Regions from separate parts of the Homo sapiens genome. Here region 1 is linked to region 2. The links are chromatin contacts, found by Hi-C in ENCODE. All regions are on one chromosome and are shown on one strand. Each heading gives the region's core, a stretch centred on a gene start or an enhancer-like site at or near the end of the contact. The rest is flanking DNA. Distances are from core to core; before and after follow the strand shown. Region 1 holds the start of TCEAL8 (transcription elongation factor A like 8). Region 2 holds the start of SLC25A53 (solute carrier family 25 member 53).

Evidence for each region. A loop is a pair of places that touch in the nucleus more often than their neighbours do. Pooled maps may share reads with other maps.
Region 1: a loop to region 2 is called in a pooled map, with 7 times the contacts of the local background. The contact joins the promoter of TCEAL8 here to the promoter of SLC25A53 in region 2. A Hi-C loop is called at or near these places in 11 of 50 pooled maps.

The regions. Positions count from the first base shown.
Region 1 is chrX:103,253,264-103,259,978 of GRCh38, forward strand. TCEAL8 (transcription elongation factor A like 8) reads right to left here and starts at 1,892. Exons shown (of 3, transcript NM_153333.3): 1 at 1,815-1,892; 2 at 1,342-1,414; 3 at 1-754. The coding sequence starts at 716. The coding sequence ends at 363. It also overlaps the pseudogene LOC100420653. RefSeq lists an enhancer at 1,829-1,878.
Region 2 is chrX:104,152,649-104,159,326 of GRCh38, forward strand. SLC25A53 (solute carrier family 25 member 53) reads right to left here and starts at 4,361. Exons shown (of 2, transcript NM_001012755.5): 1 at 4,230-4,361. It also overlaps a transcript of FAM199X not described here. RefSeq lists an enhancer at 4,135-4,434.

The DNA.
Region 1 (6,715 bases), core at 642-3,141, 900 kb before region 2:
TTAAGTTTGTGATATATGTTATATGGATGTATGTATACACACACGCACACACACAAAGTTTGGAATTTTATCCTACATATGTGAGCTGATATTAAATATGCTGCTTTGCCATAACCTGTTATGTTTTACTTTACAACATGGAATGAACATATTCCCATGCAAATGTGTGAAAGTTTCCAATTGAAAAATAGACCTGGAAAATGGGTCAAAATCCAAAATCCAATGAGATGCTGGTACCAAGGAAATTACCTAAAACAAAATTTCATCAGATGATTAAAAGTAAAATGGAGGTCAAAGATACATCAGAAAATGCTAACAGAAAGAAAGCTGGGGCCAGATTTTAATATTAGGCAAAAATGAATTCAAGGCCTAAAGCACACAGGATAAGGACGGCTGCGTGAATGTCTTTGCTTCCAATGCATCATCACAAACTTGTTTCTTACTCTTCTTATCTCTTCCCTAAGCCTTTCAAGCTCATCTACTCCTCTTATCATTTCTTCAGGGTCCAAATGCCTAACGGGTGTGTCCTCTTTAAATCCCTGGCCAGGCTGATTCGGCCCTCCTCTGGGGTTTCCTTCTGCTTCCTGGCTTACGCCTTCTTCGGAAGGTTGAGGATTTCCTTCTGCCTCCTGTGGTACATCCTCCAAAGGGCGATCTTCCTCGGCCTTTGGCATGTTCTGTGGTTTTCCCTCATTTTCTTCACAAGACTTTTGCATATTGAGTATTTTTTATTTCCTTTTTGAATAAATTAATCCTAGAAAACAAGGAAACAAAACTACTAGATTCCAGGCAAACAGACCAGCAGTCAGAGTATGGGGTCCCATAGCGACTGGCCTTTTTTGACTCAGTACCCTAATTGTCAAAAGTTTTCCAACTAGAGAAAGCTGGATCCTCAGGCTCAGAACTCCCCTGACTCCACCTCCCTTCGCGCCCCCTTTCGTTCCAGCTCCATCTTTCTCCTCCTGCTCCTGCCCACCATCTTCCCAGCAGGCCCTGCTACAAGCCTCTCCTAATACTGAAATGGGAGCAGTACGGAAGCAATTAACCCTTCTCCCGCCTCTGGTCTCCAACACTCCCGCCCTTCAGACTTTCCCAGGCCCTCTCAACCTCCAGCCTCTCACCTGAGACGGCTGGTCCAGTCTCTGGCCTCCCCTCCCCCTTCAGCGTCTCTTAAGCCTCCTCCTCCCCCGCCTCATTTCCGCTGCAGGCTCGGCACCGGCCTCTGGCACTTAATCCGGATGGGGAGGGGCTGCTGCGACCCCAGGATGTGCTTTGGTGTCACTCACACTTCCACCCCCACCCGAAGAGACCTGAAGCAATTGCACCTTTACAAAAACTGACCTGCAGGGATTCAGGGGATTTTCCTCTCTCTTCCCTCACCTCGATTTGTGTCGCGCCCAAAAAACCAAATATCCTGCAGACAGATGGGAGTGTTTGGTGAGCAGACTAGTACCTGGATCACGGGTCCCTTTCATGATTCTAGGCCATGTTGGTGTAAAGTTTCCCATGTCCTCATCCTCGCCCTCCTTTTATGGCAACCCCGCCCTCCTCCGTGCCCACCGTTTTTCTGCAAGCAGGGAGTAGGAAAAGCAAGTTTCTTCCAAACAGTTTCTATGTCTCTCTCTCAGGACCCTTAATTAGCTACCCTTCTCTCTCTCCACCCGCCATCCCCCACCAAACAGCCCCAAATTTCCTGCACAAAATGGGAGTTTGGCGGAACAGAAGTGGGGAAAGCAGTGCCGGCCCCGCTTGCTTTCTGCTCTCGGCCTCCTCGACCCCAGGGTCTCCAAGTCAGCGCCCACGTTTATACTAACCTGAAAGGATCTTGGGCACTTTTCTCCTTCTCCAGCAATAAGGAGCTGCTACAGGGAAACAGGCCCTGGACTATAAGGACTTCTGCACACGTCGACTCCTGGTCACGTGAGAGTCGCGTCATCACTGAGCTCGAGTCCCCAGTTACCCCTCCCATTAACACTGCAGCCCGCCCGCTGCGTTCCCTCCACTTGATACTGTCAATCTTTTTTCGTATTTGCCAATCGGAGACAATAAACTGTTATCTTCGCCCTGGAGTATTTATTCGCCTTTCTCAGATTACCAGGAGGATCAGCCTTTTAGGGGTAATCGACCATTTCTCCTTCTTTGAGGAATCATCTCTTTCTTCTGCTCCCAATACTCCCACCTCCCCTCCTCCAAGACCCCTACAGTCCACCATTTCCCCTGGAATCCTATCCAGCATTGAAATGGGCAAAGGTGGTAGATCGGGAAGAGGGGGCTGGAAAAGAATCTAAGGTTGAAAGTGGAGGATTTGACTAATCCTCTTGAATAGTTTTCTGTTGTGTTCTATGTTTTCAGCAATCAGCATACTTTTAAAAATGGTATCAGAAAACGGATGCCTCATAAGCAATATGTAACACTTAATATGAAGGACAAATTAGTTATATCAATGTGTAAGACTTTGGAAAAGTTTTCTAATGGCTGGAAATGAAATGACAATATTCACAACATATTGATGTGTTAGAATTTTTTAAAATCTTACCAAACAGCACTTAAAAAATTGACTCCCAAATTAATGTGTGGAAGGAGGCCTAGTTTTCTCTTGTTAGCAATTTTGTATAGGTAATCTACTACTCTTTCTATTTCTGGCAGAACTCAAGTTATCAAGTGTTGGATGTCTGATCTTTTTCATTGATGACCACTGGTGGCATCCACTAAGGTTTCACTTGGAGGCTTCAGACAGACTTCCTCCCCATTTCCTCTATAGGATTCAGTATCTTGTTAATCAGATAAGTCCACAGAAAAGCCTGCTTTCCACTGAGTAAAATTCTTTTGGAACTCAAAGTAGTATGTTTCTTGGAAAACATTTCGTTGTTGGGAAATAACTCATACACTCATGAAACACTCAGAAAAGAGAATTCTCTGTATCTCACCATCAGGCTTGAGGCTTCTTTGCATGGCATTTTCATTCATGGCACTCTTGAGATAGTCTGGTATCATCCACTGTGTCCCATTAAAAGAACTATTGACATGCATAATTGTTATGATTAGAAAGCAAAGAGAACAACATTGCTGTAAAAAATAATATTAAACAGGAAACTGATATCCCTGCAACTCAGAATCCACTGGTACTTGGAAGGATGGTGGTGCCTGGAGTGGCATTCTGGCCAATGGAGCCAGCTGGAGAGTCAGAAGAAGACAGAGGGGGTCTTTTGTCTAGGGTGGTCACAGCAGGATGCCTTAGCCAACAAGAACACCCACCAGAGAAGAGAAAAGAAGGTTTGGAAAAAATAAATATTTTTTGGACTTAATGATTTATAGTTGAAGCATGACAAATTTCTTCCACACTTGAGGGATAAATGTTCTATTGTTTGAGAGAGAGCTTTTAATATAAATATAACTAGCAAATTATAAAGATTTAATCATTGCCTATCACCAAATGTTTCCACTCTTTTAAATGTAACCATTTAGTGAGGAACAACTCTGATCTTTTAAAAGAAAAATCATCAGCAGCAAAATGGACTTTGTGTGTGTGTACACTTCTATGAAGTTTAACCAATGTATAGATTTGTTTAACCACCACTGCAATCAGAATACAGTTCAATCACCCCCAGAAACTCCTGCATGCTGTCTCTTGTAGTCCTATTTGACTGCCTTCCCTAAACTCTGGCAACCACTAATATATTCCCCATTACTACACTTTTGTCTTATTCAGAATATTATGTAAATGATTTCATTTTTCAATTTTTGTGCACTGGCTTCTTTTGGGACTGGCTTCTTTCACTCAGCATAATGCCCTGGACATCCATTTGAGTTGTTGCATGTATCAATAGTTTATTCTCTTTTTTGCTGAGTAGTATTCTGTTATTTAGCTATTCCACAGTTTGCTTATTCATTCACCTGCTGAAGGACATTTGAGTTATTCCCAGCTCTAAGCAATTATGAAAAGAACTGCTGTAAACATTCATGAACAGATTTAGGCCATTGCTTCACTTCTGGACTTCCTGCCTCCAGCGCCTCCCTCTCTCCCTTTAATCCACCTTACACATTACCTTGTCCCTGCTTTCAACAGTCATTCTCCTGCTCAGTGACCCTGGATGGTAACCGCACCACTCACCAAGTAAATCCTATACTCCTTATCTTGACATTCAGCCTCCATCAGAATTGAACCTCAGGACATGTTTCTAGCCTCATCATCTCCTTCTCTGCCCCATCCAAAATAAACCCTTACTTCATTGTCTACAGAAGCAGTGAGATCAAATTAAAAATTAAAAACTAATAATAATAAACAACCCTTAGTCACTGTGCCCAAGCATGCCTTATACTTCTCTCTTTGTCCTTGTTCGTCATTATCTTGTTCCTGATTGCCCTCCTCTTCCTCCTAGATCCTGGTGCTGCTCATTCTTAGAGGTCAAGACCTAATCACCCAGCCTCTGAAGCTGGAAGTGATCTCTCCCTCCTCTGTCATTGCTGCACATGAAATCTGCACCCTTCGTGTAACCCTTAACAAAGGTTACCTTGTACCTTTCCGTGTGTGTGTGTGTGTGTGTGTGTGTGTGTGTGTGTGTTGGGGGTGGAGGGTATCTAACCAGGAAGATGGTCAGATGTGAGTTGAGGGTAGGGAGCAAGGATCAGGCTCCAGCTATTACGCTTCTTTAGTGGCTCTAGTAATGTTAAACAGTGGGTCTCTCAGAAATCTCAGGGTCTCAGAAAGAGCTGTTTGCCATTTGGCTCACAGACAAACTTCATTTTGCTTGCACAAAATTGAAGCAGAAGTTTCATTGTACTCTCCTTTACTTATTCTGCTTTACATATAGCCACAGCAATATTAATACCATGTTTATGGAGCTATTGGCAAAGGTTATTGACCTTGTCTTCCTAAATACTCACAGTAGAGATTAGTTAGCTCACTGGTACACACCTGACAAAGAGCCAGGTGATACAGGCCTTCACCTTCATCCTTGTTCCGGGGCAATTTCAGTGTGTCAATACAACACTCAGCTACCTTTGAAATTAAGTCAATCAGAGTAGATTTTAAATATAAGTAAATTTTTGAAAATAGCATTCTACTGAAGTAAAAACTATCTTTTTAAAAAGGAAAGAAAAAGGTGTACACATTAATTTTAACAATAAGGATATGAATTCTGGAGAGTAGAAACCCTGGGCCTCTGAGCCAATCAATGTCCTGTTTTTGTGCACCAAGAGAGCACTAGAGATAGTTCCAAAGTCCAAAGTCCTTCAGGTTATGTGAGAGGAGGAGAAAGCAGTCAGCATTTTACCATTTGAGTATCCAGAAAGCTCTTATATAAGACTATAGTATCCAGAATATTGTTTTCTATGTTCCTTCCATAGTCTTGTGTTCTGATACTCTATATTTAGCAACTCCTCCTGCATTTTTTTTCATTGCTCTTTCAAAGGTCATCCCATAGAACTTGAGCTGACCATTCTTATCTATCACTTCTTTAGCATGATCTGTACGGCTTGAAAGCATCACTCCTTACATAGCAAAGTCTTCCCCAGATCCAAAGTTTTAGCTACCAGATCCTAAGGTGTGCACTCCAGCAGCCTCCATCTGAGATGATTTGCCCCTTCAGAATGAAAGCAGATTCAGCACATTCCATCACTTTGCACAACCAAGGGTAGTCCACCAACGTTTTGGCGCAACTAGTACACACAGAGCCTGGGCTTATATCTACTTAGATTGTTTGTGCTCCAGAAAGAAGAAACTCTTCTGCCATCCTCCGTCACCACATTCCCTGACATAATGGTATGTTTTTCAAGTTTGGCAACAATACATTTCACAACGTATCTGGATATTCTGCAAAATATCCAGAATAGTCACTGGCCACATTTAGGTAAGTGAATATAACTTGAAGCACAGCTTGTATGATACTTATGATCTTTTCCACATGATTCTGTACACTGCCTGAACTCACAGCTAAATGCTGCATACATTGTAGATGATTGTGACGTGAAGTTTCTAGTTATCCAGAACATAATGCTTATGAATTGCTATGAACCTAAAGTGCTGTGTCATAACTACTGCCATTTCAAATGTCCCTGAGTGGGTTTACTTGGACTTATTTTTCTGAGACAGAGTTTCACACTGTTGCCCAAGCTGGAATGCAGTGGCATGATAACAACTCGCTGCAGCCTTAACCTGCTGGGCTCAAGCCATCCTCACGCTTGTCCTCCCAAAGTGCTGGAATCACAGGCCTGACCATCATGCCTGACTGCTTAGACTTTTAATATGCAACAGCATCCTCAAGATCCACCTCAGCAAGATTTTTGAGATTGCTTTTCTTAAGGCTTGAGGTCTGCATCTATGTAGAGGATCATGCTGGGTTGGTGGAGAAGCACATCTCAGCTGGCTGGGCAACTCTTTCCTGTGGCAGAAGCACAGTTGTGGGGGAGAGTGTGCTGTTGCTGCAGATCAGGTGCTTTTAAAAATTCAGTTTATAATGCAAAGAAAGCTTTATCTGACCTCTTGATTCTGCATTAGTTGCCAGTGCTACATGATTCTTTAGTCTCGGTATTTACCCATCCTAATACTTTCACCCTGTTTTGTTGGCTTTCTACTTTGTATCCCTCTCTAGTCTCCAAGTGCTACAAGGACAAAAACTATATCTGGTTCAACTTTGTAAACCATTCCAATGTGGAAATGTCAAGTTGGTGGAAACAATTAAAATTTCCATTAATATGGGAATTGTTAAATAAATTA
Region 2 (6,678 bases), core at 3,111-5,610:
GCTGGTCTTGAACTCCTGACCTCAGGTGATCCACCTGCCTCGGCCTCCTAAAGTGCTGGGATTACAGGCGTGAGCCACCGCGCCCAGCCTGAGAACAGATTTCTGAAACATCCAAGGCACTGGCCATTCTAGCACCTTGCTGGCCCCTACAAAGACTCACAATAGACTCAGGCCAGTTTGTATGGACTTTTTGGTTGTCTTTTTATGTGTGTCTGAGTGTTTGGTTTGGGGTTTCATTTATTTTGTTTTGTAACTGGCCTAGCGAGATTTGGGATGAAGCATTGACAAGAGTCTAGAATGATTAGTGAAATTTCTGAAAATGTGTCCTAGCCTTTTTCAGGGTCATGGGAGGGGGTTTGAACGGGAGGTATAACTGTGGACTGCCACCCTCCAGGAGTCTGTTTAGGGCCACCCCCTAAAGGAAGGCTTCAAATTAAGCTGTAACAAAATGAGATTTCTGATTCTGTGTTCTAGAGTAAATAAAATGATTTCAGTCACACCTTGCATAGCAACAGGAATATATTCTGAGAAATCCATCGTTAGGCAATTTCATTGTGAGAACATCATAGACTGTACTTACACAAACCTAGAGTGTGTGTATATATATATATATATTTTTTTTTTCTCATATGGAAAACAAAATGTTCCAGTACCAATAATGAACATCAATCATTACCGCAACTGATCTGCAATGCCAATATCAAGTGCTGTATATCAGGTTTCTATATATGCTCCATTATAATCTTCTGGGACTACCATAATATATGTGGTCCATCGTTGACCAAAATGCCACTATGCAGTGAATAACTGTATTTCTTCTAAAGGGAGAGTTTTATTGGTGGGGGTGGAACTACCTACCAATTCTGACTTCTTATACTAATCTTTGTCTGTCAATTAGCTTGTCACATTGTCTTTTTAATTTTTAACCTCAAACATAATTTATTACCAGAAATTAGGAACACTTCATTTTTCGTTGTTGATACAGTGGAGGTGTGAACTCCACTGTAAACAACTACTTGAATATATAAAAATCAGCAAGGGATTTGAATAGAAAACTGCTACTTTGTGTTTTTAAACAATTTATGGTATAAGTCACTGTGACAAGTACAATGGAGAAAAACAATTTGCTTTGTTTAGTTCAGGAAGATGACCTTTGCTCGACCATCCAAAACATACAAACAACAAAAACACATCCATTTTATTAAAGACTTAAATATATGACCTGAGACCATAACACTACAAGAAGAAAACCTAGGGAAGAAACTACAGGACACTGGTCTGGGCAATGAATTTTGGGGTTTGACCCCAAAAGCTCAAATAACAAAAGCAAAACTAGACAAATGGAATTACATCGAACTAAAATGTTTCCGCACAGCAAAGAAAACAATTAACAGAGGGGAGAGACAGCCTACAGATTGGGAGAAAATATTTGCAAGCCCTACTTCTAATAAGGTGTTAATGTCCAAAATATATAAGGGACTCAAATGACTAAGTAGCAAAAAGACAACCTGATTAACAAATGGACAAAGGACCCGAATAGACATTTCTCAAATGAAGACACACAAATGGCCAACAGGCATAAGAAAAAATGCTCAACATCACTAATCGCTAGGGACATGCAAATTAAAATCACAATGATATATTATCTCACACCTTCCAGAATGGCTATTATCAAAAAGGTGAAAGATAACAGGCCAGGATATGGAGAAAAGGCAACCCTATACATTGTTGGTGGGAATATAAATTAGTACAGCCATTATGGAAAACTGTATGGAGGTTCCTCAAAAAACTAAAAATAGAATTACTATATGATCCAGCAATCCCACTTCTGGGTATATATCCAAAGAATTTGAAATCAGTATGTCGAAGAGATATCTGTACTCTTATGTTCATTGCAGGATTTATCACAATAGCCAAGTTATGGGATCAACCTAAGTGTCCATCAGTGGATGAACAGATAAAGCAAATGTGCTATACATACACAATGAAATATTATTCAGTCTTCAAAAATCAGGAAAATCTGTCCATTGATGAGCCTGGAGAACATTATGCTAAGTGAAATAAGCCAGGCACAGAAAGACAAATACTTCATGTTCTCACTTGTATGTGGAATCTAAAACAATGGAACCCACAAACACAGAGAATAGAATGGTGGTGATATTTCAAAATTTCATATTCCAAAAGAGCTAAGAGTACATTTCAAATGTTAGCACCACAAAAAAACTATTAAATTCCATGTTGAGTCATTTTTGTGTAAAAAAAGATAAAATTTTAGGTGATGAATATGTTATTTACCTTGATTTAATCATTCTACATTGTATATATATAAAATACCACTTTGAACTCTATAAATGTATACAATTTGTAAATATACAATAAAATTATACAAATATAAAAATAAAAAGATTTTCTAAGCAGTGTCAAATAAGTCCATTTTATTTCATATCTACTGTGTCTGAATTCAGACATGCCTGACGTTTAGGAGTGTGCCTAGCCTTCCCTAGGGGAGATATTCTTTTTTTTTTTTTGAGACAGAGTCTCACTCTGTTGCCCAGGCTGGAGTGCAGTGGCGCAATCTTGGCTCACTGCAACCTCTGCCTCCCGGGTTCTAAGAGATTCCAGGAGATATTCTTTCCAATTTATTGTCAGCTCCGTTTAGACCTATAGTTCTCCAAGTATGGCCCCATGTCCAGGAGTATCAGCATCTCCTGGGAACTAGTTAGAAATGTAAATTCGGGGGTCCACTCCTGACCAACTGTAGGGGCAACTCTGTGGATGGGACCTAGCAATCTTGGTTTTAAGAAACGCTCCATCTGATTCTGATTCACAGGAAAGTTTGAGAGCCACTGACTTAGACTGCTATACTGTTGTTTCTCTGGTAAACAAAGAGGCTTCTTTTCTTGTTCAGAGAAATATTGCTTAGGATTTCTGGTGGGTGCACAATTCCCTGCTGTGAACCGAGTTTGCTGGAAAACCAAGTAACTAGCACCTCCATCGTAGTCCTACCCAGAGCTTGCAGGCTTTGCACTCACGTAAGACTGATTCTTCCAGAGGCGCCTGGAAGTCCCATTGTGATGGGCAAATGCTCTTACCAGAAATAAACTAGTTGTGGGGACCGGGCGCGGTGGCTCATGCCTGTAATACCAGCACTTTGGGAGGCCGAGGCAGGCGGATCACTTGAGGTCAGGAGTTCGAGGCCAACCTGGCCAACATGGTAAAACCCCGTCTCTACTAAAAATATAAAAATATAAAAATTAGCCGGGAGTGGTGGTGGGTGCCTCTAATCCCAGCAACCCGGGAGGCTGAGGCAGGAGAATCACTTGAACCCGGCAGACGGAGGTTGCAGTGAGCGGAGATCACGCCACTGCATTCCAGCCTGGGCGACAGAAGTAGAGAGACTCCTTATCAAAAAAAAAAAAAAGAAAGAAAGAAAGAAAAAAAAAAAGAAATACACTAATTTTGGGCCTTAAATGCTACTCAGTTCTCCAGTTCACCTCAACAGGGAGGGAAGGTGCTTGGAGGAAAATTGCACTTCGTTTTTGCCCTGCTTATTTTGTCTTCAAAATATATGTTAAATCACCGCATCAAAGAGCCGTCCCAGATCTCAACTCCCAGATGAGTTCGGTGGCACCCAATAGATTTTCATAACACAGGATCTATCTCTGTCTCCTTGTATTGTAATAGCCTGTCTCCAAATGCAGATAGCAACCGGCAGGCTGTAAATGTCGAGGAAAAAGCCTAATTCCTTTCCTCATCCGGAGCCTCTAGTGCAGTACCCAGCACAGAGCAGGTACTTGGTATTTTGGTAAGGGAAATCAATCAACGCATCAATAGCAGAATCTGAAACCAGGGACCTAGATCTTTCCAATAAAATCATCCTGCTGAGATGTGACTCAGATGTACTGGTGCCCAGCAGACAACACGTTTTCGCCCTGATTTTATCCTCCATTCATCCGTCCGCCCCCTCCCCCATAGACCCCGCCTGTCCCCAGCTAAAAATAATGAGGGGATTCACACATCTCAGTGTCAACACACACAACACAGTTGACACGCCCCTTAATCCTACAGCTACGCCATCAATTCTCGCCGCCGGGTCCGTCCGCTTGTCAGTTTCCCCTACTCCTCATCCCCTCGCAACTTCTGATCCCCTATCACTTCCGTTCCCGTTTGCCTGCTAGGCTGGAAGCAGGATGTGTCTACGCCCTCAGCCCATAAGAAGTGCTACAAACCTCCGCCTCGCTCGCTGTCATGGCGGCGACCGACGGCCCCTTTCCTGTGGCCTCAGAAAGCAGCGACAGTCGCAGTCACCGGACCTTCGCCCATCCGCCGCCCTCACTTAAGCGACGCACAACGGAGCTCCCACAATCCTCTTTGCTTCCGCTCTCTTTATTTCCGCCTCCCCCGCCCCCGCCTCGACATTAACCGTTTCGCGACTACGTCAGTTGGCCGGTCTGTTTGGGAGAGCCAGGCGACTAATCTGGTATAGAGACCGAAAAACACAGGTAAAAAGACCTAAAAGACTTAGTCATCTATTGGAACATTTCCCCAGTTTGTTTGTAAGTTGGCTTGCAAGCTTATCAGTCATTCTCAAACAGGAGCTTAACTTACTTAGGTGAACAGTTCATGATGACGCCTTTAAGCTGCTAGACCAACCCAAACTCCGAATTTGCAGTTTCTGACCTTTCACCTTGAACCTGTGCCCTTTCTACCCTCTATTCTCCATCTCCTTTTGGTTCTTGTCTGACTCTTTAGCTGCATATGTAAAGAGCACAGACTTTGAAACCTGAGCTCCCGCGTTCGAATCCCCACTGTACCACTATCTAAACATGGCATCTTGGGCAAGTGATTCAAGCATGCTATTCCTTGGCTTTTTCATCTGTAGAATTGGTATAATAATAGTACTTACCTCCAGAGTTGCAGTAAAAATATTAAAATTTCACATGTGAGGAGCACCTAGAACATTGCCTATCATGAAGTTAAGCAGTATATTGAAATATAAATTATAATGATTGAATTTGATCTCACCTAAGACCTCTGGCTAATAAATAATAAATGATAATAATCATTTCACCTGGGATAGAGGGGATTGCCCTGTTCTCTCCAGGCTGAGGCTGTAATACCTGATTCTAGGGACTGCTGATATGGAAATTACTACCACTCTGGCTGGAGTCAGAAGAGTATATTAAAGAGTCTCTTTGTACTGTCCTAAAATAAGCAAAATCCAACGTTTGCAGTTCTATGGACCACGCACTATGATAAGTGCTTTAAACCCATTTTGTTGTTATTGCTTCATCCTCACAATAGCCCTTTGCTGGTTCTTAAGTGTATTACCCTTTCCTGTCCTCTTTGTCTGCTTAAAGCAGCTAAGAAAACTCAGATTAGTCAGATTGCATATAAATCAATAACTTGCCCACGGTCACAGAGCTAATAACAAATAGAGCCAAGACTTAAACTCAGATACATTCAGATGTGTCTTGGTATTTCTCAAATATCACTGAGAAAAAGGCCACCATAAATTCTTTTCAAGTGCTCTCTCTCCCCCAACTCCCCACCCCAAGAATTGCCTGAATGCCCATACAGAAAGACTAGGTTCTCTTCAGAAGCAGAAGGGCAGAACCCACTAAGGCAAAGATCTCTCCCTTGAAGGCTGGCAGCCAAGGAGGTGACTATAGTAGGAATTGGCATAACCAGCTCACTCATTGCCCTCCACTGTGCCACACAGGCCCCATTACTTCCTATAGTACTGAAGACCACTGGGGATAAAGGTACAGGGCCTTCACCTCATCCCACCGTTCTGTAAAGCTTGGATATTAGCAAAGATCTTGCTTATTTTAGGACAGTACAATGAGACTCTTTAATATACTCATCTGACTCCACCCAGAGTGGTAGTAGTAATTTCCATATCAGCAGTCCCTAGAGTCAGGAATTACTGCCTCAGCCTGGAGAGAACAAACCAATCCCCTCTGTCCCAGGTTAAAACAAAACAGGAATTCCCTCTGTTCCTTCAGAATGTACGGTACCCAGGATGTTGTTATTCTTGCTCCACACCTACCCACTCTCACTTCCCAACTTATCATCAGGCAGTCCACAATGGTTTTTTCAGGGGAAGGATTGGTGATGGTGAAGGGACTGAAGGAGAAGGTAAATCACCAGGTTTGCTGAAGGTAAATGAAGCACTGCCTTGTCCCTACCTCTGTACCTCTTTTGTAGCTCCCTGACCTTCTTTCTCATTTGGCATTTCAGAACCCATCACTCCACACCTAGGAAACCCTCTTGGGTTTGAATTGCAGACAAATCATCTTGTCTTTTATTTTTTCCCCCAACACCCAACGATAGCACACATGTCTGGGCTTGGCCAAATTTAAAAACAAAAATAACAGAGGTAGCACGGAAAGACTTTTTACTTAATTTTCTCCATTATTTCTAGCTGTCAAACTATTAGAAAGTGTCAGTGTAAGGGGTAGAGCTGTGAGAAGTCGAGTTTCAGAGGCGAGGAAAGAGAAAAATCCTGATGCAAAGCAAAAGTGTTGGCAGAGGAAAGACGAGCCAACAAGAGTGTCTCTAGGGCCGGTAGAAATAAACAAATGGTGGAGATTGGTGAGTGGGTTTCATACACAAAGAAACCTTTCCCTTTTAGCTCCTTTCACCCTACACACCATATCCCCATTCCAGAGACTT